Regions from separate parts of the Homo sapiens genome. Here region 1 is linked to region 2. A link is an interaction called in ENCODE POLR2A ChIA-PET data of the cell type or tissue named here. Cell type or tissue: Panc1. All regions are shown on one strand. Links, peaks and the distances in the headings refer to the core of each region. The heading gives the core; the rest is flanking DNA.

Region 1 (2,915 bases), core at 233-2,732, 190 kb before region 2:
CTTGTTTCTCTAGTTCCTTGAGATGTGACCTTAGATTGTCTATTTGTGCTCCTTCAGACTCTTTGATGCAGACATTTAAGGCTATGAACTTTCCTCTTAGCACTGCCTTTGCTGTATCCCAGAGGTTTCTATATGTTTTTGATATGTTGTGTCACTATTATCATTCCATTCAAAGAATTTTTTAATTTCCATCTTGATTTCATTCTTGTCCCAACAGTCATTCAGGAGCAGGGTATTTAATTTCCATGTATTTGCATGGTTTTGAGGGCTCCTTTTGGAGTTGATTTTCAATTTTATTCCACTGTGTTCTGAAAGAGTACTTGATAGAATTTCAATTTTCTTAAATTTATTGAGACTTGTTTTGTGGCCTATCATATGGTCTATCTTGGAGAATGTTTCATCTGCTGACAAATAGAATGTATATTCTGCAGCTGTTGGGTAGAATGTTCAAATATCTGGTAAGTCCAAGCTATAGTTCAAATCCATTGTTCTATCGGCCACTGAAAATATACATACACATTTATTATTGCAATAGCAAAATGCTATAAGCTGGGTTGACCCTATAAAATCTTCCTTTTCTGGGAAAAAATCCATTAATAATTTCAAATAACAAAATAAAAATGGACGGACAGTTAATAAAACTATAACAAGAGAATCTTGGTAGTCATTTTTTCTTCTTCTCTTCCAATCACATTAAATCTTCAATCCAAGATATACAGTTTGCTCTTCCTTTAAAACTTATTAATATTCTGACCAATTCTACCAGCTCTACTTCCACAGTGCCAACCAAACAGGATCAAATGCATCTAATGGTTTTTTTTAAAGGGAGTAGTTTGACTGCCAGGACCTACTGAGGCCAACAATATTAAGAAAGCTTCTGAAAATACTGTAAAAGAATTTTCTTTAAATAGTGAACCAAAAAAGCCCTTCCATTTGTGTAGTTGCTTTGACAAAACTGCAAACTCACCATCAATTAAAACTGTAAATATGGCAATAAAGGTAAGTCCATCTTTTCGTCTTATTCTTCTGTTAGCTGTGACTCCATTTCTTCGCTTCCTCTTGCCGCAAATCTCCTTGAAAGAAGTGCCTATTCCTTAAGCATTACTACTAATAAAATATCAAAAAACAACAGATGTTGGCATGGATGCAAAGAAAAGGGAATGCTAATACACTGTTGGTGGGAACGTAACTGGTTCTACCTCTATGGAAAACAGTATGGCAATATCTCTACGAATTAAAAAAAGACCTACCATTCCACCCAGTAATCCCAATACTGGGTATATACATCCCAAAAAAGAAATAATTATATGAAAAGACACCTTAACTCTTATGTTTATTGCAGCACTATTCACAATAGGAAAGTCACAGAATCAAAGTAAGTGTCCATCAACAGTTGATTGAATAAAGAAAATGTGCTACATATACACCAGGGAATACTAAGTAGCCATAAAAAGAATGAAATTCTGTCCTTTGCAGTGACATGGTTGGAGCTGGAGACTATTATCCTATGTGAACTAACTCAGAAGCAGAAAATCAAATACTGCATGTTCTCACTTACAAGTGGGAGGTAAACGATGGGTTCATATGGACATAAAAATAGAAATAACAGACCCTGGGGGCTTGAAAATGGGGCAGAGAGAGGAGGAAGTGAGGGTTGAAAGATTACCTATTGAACACAATGTTCAGTATTTGAGTGATGGGTACACCAGAAGCCCAAGCCTTACCATTATGCAATACACTCAGGAAAAAAACACGCACATGTGTCCCCAAATCTAAAATTAAAAAAAAAAATTTAACCCTCTTTATGGAGGGTTCAAAGGATAAAATAAAGTATAACTATACAAGCTTTCATATAATAATAGATGAAAACATATATATATTGATTACTCAAAAGGAAAAAAGAACAACATAGTCTTACTTTCTTCTAATATCTTTATTCATCTCCCCTCAAACTCAGTCTGAATGGCCTTCTATCCTTCCACCTCATAGAAATGATTCTGTTAAAGGCATTAATGGCCTGCATATTGCTAAACACAGTGGTCAGCGGTCAGGCCTCATCTTACTTAACCTGCCAGGTGATTATTCCTTCCTCCTTGATAAACTTTCTTCACTTAGCTACCAGGACACTGAACTATCTTGGTTTCTTCTCATCTCACTGTTTGCTCCATCTCAGTGTCCCTTACTGCTTCCTCTTTTTCTCCTGACTTCTTTATCTTGGATCGACCCAATGCTGTTTCTCTTCCTTTTTTTAGCTGTACTTACGCCCTTGGTGATGGCAATCTCTCAAATTTGAAATGTTATCTATTTGTTACAACCCTCCAATTTGTATCCCCAATCCAAACCTCTCTACTAAACTCTAAACCCATATATTCAACTCTCTGCACTTGGACATAAAAAAGCATCTCAAGTTCAAGATTCCCAAAGCTGAGCTTCTGATATCCTTCCCCCTTAAACGTGCTCCATCCACAGCTTTGCCAATCTCAGTTGATGGCTTCTTCAACAGTGCAGTGCCTTGGGCCAAATCCTGGTAGTTACTCTCAATTCTTCCCCTTTTATCACATCCCACATCCAATCCACCAGGAAATACAGTTTGCACTTTTTTTTAAAACATATCAATATTCTGACCAATTCTACCAGATCCACTTCTATGATGCCAAAAAATCAGGATTAAATACATCTAATGGTTGTTTTCAGAGAGAGATGTTTGTTTGTCAGGACCCATTGAAAAAGAAATGCCACTGATGTATTTTCTGGGAGCCAGTATTTCTTTCCTGATGGCTGCCATAAGGACCCTTCTATTGTTCTACACTCCAGGGAACATAATGCAATCAATGTGTGCATAAGTAAACCTAAGACACAGGTGAAGATGTAAAGATGATTTTGTTAGTTTGAAAGCCAATTACGAAGGCAGAGGA
Region 2 (2,915 bases), core at 242-2,741:
TCTAGGCAACAAGAGTGAAACTCCATCTCAAATAATAATAATAATAATAATAATAATAATAATAATAATGGGACTTGGGGGTTTGTGAAAAGGGGATAAAGAGAAGAAGGGGATTATGGAAGGGTGAATGAATTGTCTCCTAGAAATAGATGGCAGTGGGGGCTTCTGACCACCCCCAACTAGGAAGAGCGTCCCTGGGGCTGAGGAGAGAGAGGTCTAAGGAATCTTGAAGAGAGTGTGGGGGCTATGGAATGACCACCTTCCATATAAAGGGGGCTTTGAAGGATATCCCAGGGGGCCAGGGGATCAGGAACAATGGACATTTCAAAAGTAACCTAGATGGATGCTGACTGGTGACGAGAGGGTCCTCATATCCCATCCTCCCCCCAGTACTTTGGCTTTATCCAAAATTTTAGTTCTGGACACATCCCTGGGAGAAGTGGGGACAACACCCTCCAAGAATGACTTTCGTGAAATTTTCCATCAACTTAGCAGAATGAGGCTCAGAGTCAAAACCTTAGTTGAGTTGCAGAAAACCAAGAAAGTTCTTGCACACTTGAGTTTGGGGACTAAGGTTTTTGCCTGTGCTCCCATCCAGAAAAGGGTGAGAATTGGTGAATTCTACCACATCCCCCTGCAGAGCCTAAGGGCCTCTCTCCTGTCTCAGCTAGCCTGGGGTGACATGTGGAGGAGGCACACATGGAAGGCGTGGACCCACGCAGAGTTCCCCAGATTGGAACAAGGACATGGAGAGGGTCTTGGTCTGACTTACCCCACAGGAGGGTTGCTCCAGCCCAGAGTATCCACCAGCTCCATAGGGCACCCATGGCTGCAGTAGGAAAAGAGAAAGGATCATAGAAGGCTGATCCACCGCCTCTGCTGGAGACTGTCCTGGGCAGAAGGGCCCACTCTCATGACAAGGGCCACCTGGGACCATGAAGGCTGAGGTGGGGAAAGAAGTCGGGCAGATTGGGCCAGGGGGTATGGATCCAAGGACCAGTGTGTGTGTATAGGGGAGGCTGGCTGTCCAGCGGGTCTGGAGGTGGGTTGGGGAGGGCAGAAGCCAGGGACGGGGTGGAGAGTTGGCTGTCTTGTGGGTCTAGGGGTAGGATGAGGAGGCCTACAGTCAGGGGCAAGAGTAGGGGACCTGCTGTCCCACTTCCAAAGGGGACCCCAGCCCTTCTCACCTGCAGGTCCCTGGAGCTGCAGGGCCAGCCCTGTGGCAGGGCTATATAGTGGAGTTTCTGGGCCACACCCTGGGCCACGTGCCAGGCAGATGATGCCAACTTCCTGGAGGAGGCTGCCATCCTCATGGCCAGATGAAATGGGAAACTGTGAAGGCCTGGGAAGGAGGGACAGTGATTCTGGATGCCTGGGTTCCAAGAAGGGAGTGAGGACAGCTGGTGGCCATTCCCTGGAAGCCTTCTGGAGAGTTTGGTCCTGGAAGGGTGGGGTCCCTGAGGGAGACAGCTGGGGAGCAGGCAGATGAGCACCTGGGTCCCTGGGTGGAGGTGGGGTAGGGTGGGGGTGTGGGCAGTGAGGGTGGGAGGTGGCATGTGGTCATATTTGCTGGCTTAGTGGCTAGGTTCCTTCCTTTGGCTCCTGCCAGGAACAACAGTGAGGGACCCATATCCGGGTCCTGGTTCCTTCTCAGTCCCCACAGGCTGGGGAGTCCCTAGCCACCCACATCCTGCTTCCAGACACCACTAGGGGCAGGTGTCTGGGATGGGCAGGAGTCTGAGGCTATGGAGTGGGACACAAGACCTCCACCGCAGCCCAGTGGGGCGTCTGCGGTTTCTCATCTGCAAAATGGGAACACCAAAACCAGCCTCTCTGGGCATCTTTACGTCCCAGAGATGTAAAAAAATTCTCAAGGACTGTAGAGCTGGGGGGCAGCCTCCTCTGGTGTGGGCGCAGGCCAGGCTGCAGGTGGGCACTGGGACTGAGGCGGTGTGTGAAGAAGGGACAATGGCCTCTGTTTCCTGGTTCCACACAGACACCCAGATTCTACTTCTGATCCCAGACACCTGCTCCTCAGTGGTGCTGGAAACAGGATATAGGTGGCCAGGGACTCCCCAGCCTGTGAGGACTGAGGAAGAGCCAGGACCTGTTGGTTTTGGAGTTTTTTTGTGTGTAGGGAGGGTTTGCTCTTAGCAGGGGCTAGCTGAACAGGTTTAGGGGACTCTGTGCCTCTCCATCACCCCAGAATTTGCCTGAGATGGGAGGTGGAGGTCTAGGTTGCACACAAGGAGCAGAAGAATGAGCTGAAAGTTGGGCTTTCTCAGCTGGAGTCAGCTCCTCTGAGGGGCTGGCCTGACCCATGCCCTGCCTGCCTTCTCCCTGACTCAGGATCTCATTGTTTGCTGGGGGAGTCTCCCCTGGGACCAGCAGCTGCAAAGCCTGGGTGCTCTCTTGGACCAACACCCTAGCAGCTGCTGCCCCTGGGGCTCCTCCTCTCTTATCACAGCAGCCTGGGCCTCTGGGAGGCCAGAGCGGGTGGGGGGCTTCTCTCTCCCTGGAGCTCCAACCAATCCCCACGCCCACCCAAGAAACGTTCCTGGAGGGAAAGATAAAGGCTAAGAGTTGACTGGGACATAAAGTCAACCAGGAGAATGAGGTGAGTAAATAGGAGACTGGCTAAAAGCCAGAGATAACAAGAAACAAGCAGGGGCAGGGGACCCACAGGAAGTGGAAGCTTTGGGAAAAGGATGCCTGGGTCCCTGAGGGGTCTAAAAGTTGGTGGAAGGGGCTGCTGGGTCCCTGAGACAGAGAAGGACTCGGAGGAGGAGACGTCGGGATTCCTAGGAGGAAACAGCAATTGCAAACCAAGATGTGAAAATTCTCTGTCTGAGGCCAGGCGCAGTGGCTCAGCTTATAATTCCAGCATTTTGGGAGGCTGAGGCAGGAGGATTGCT

Evidence for each region. ChIA-PET counts read pairs that join two places held together with the same protein. Peaks named below come from ENCODE experiments on the same cell type or tissue, not always from the same donor. Only the 100,000 strongest peaks of a DNase experiment are listed, where the experiment ranks them.
Region 1: POLR2A ChIA-PET joins it to region 2 with 14 read pairs; 3 of 35 experiments call an interaction of 5 or more read pairs at or near these places.

The regions. Positions count from the first base shown.
Region 1 is chr19:39,743,656-39,746,570 of GRCh38, forward strand. No RefSeq gene overlaps it. Among named protein-coding and RNA genes, the nearest start is that of CLC, 7.1 kb to the left of the region's middle. In Panc1, for the core only: no CTCF peak of the experiment used is centred there; no DNase peak of the experiment used is centred there; H3K27me3 peaks cover 2,500 bases.
Region 2 is chr19:39,933,792-39,936,706 of GRCh38, forward strand. It overlaps FCGBP (Fc gamma binding protein), which reads right to left and starts at 843. Exons shown (of 36, transcript NM_003890.3): 1 at 773-843. The coding sequence starts at 827. In Panc1, for the core only: no CTCF peak of the experiment used is centred there; no DNase peak of the experiment used is centred there; H3K27me3 peaks cover 880 bases.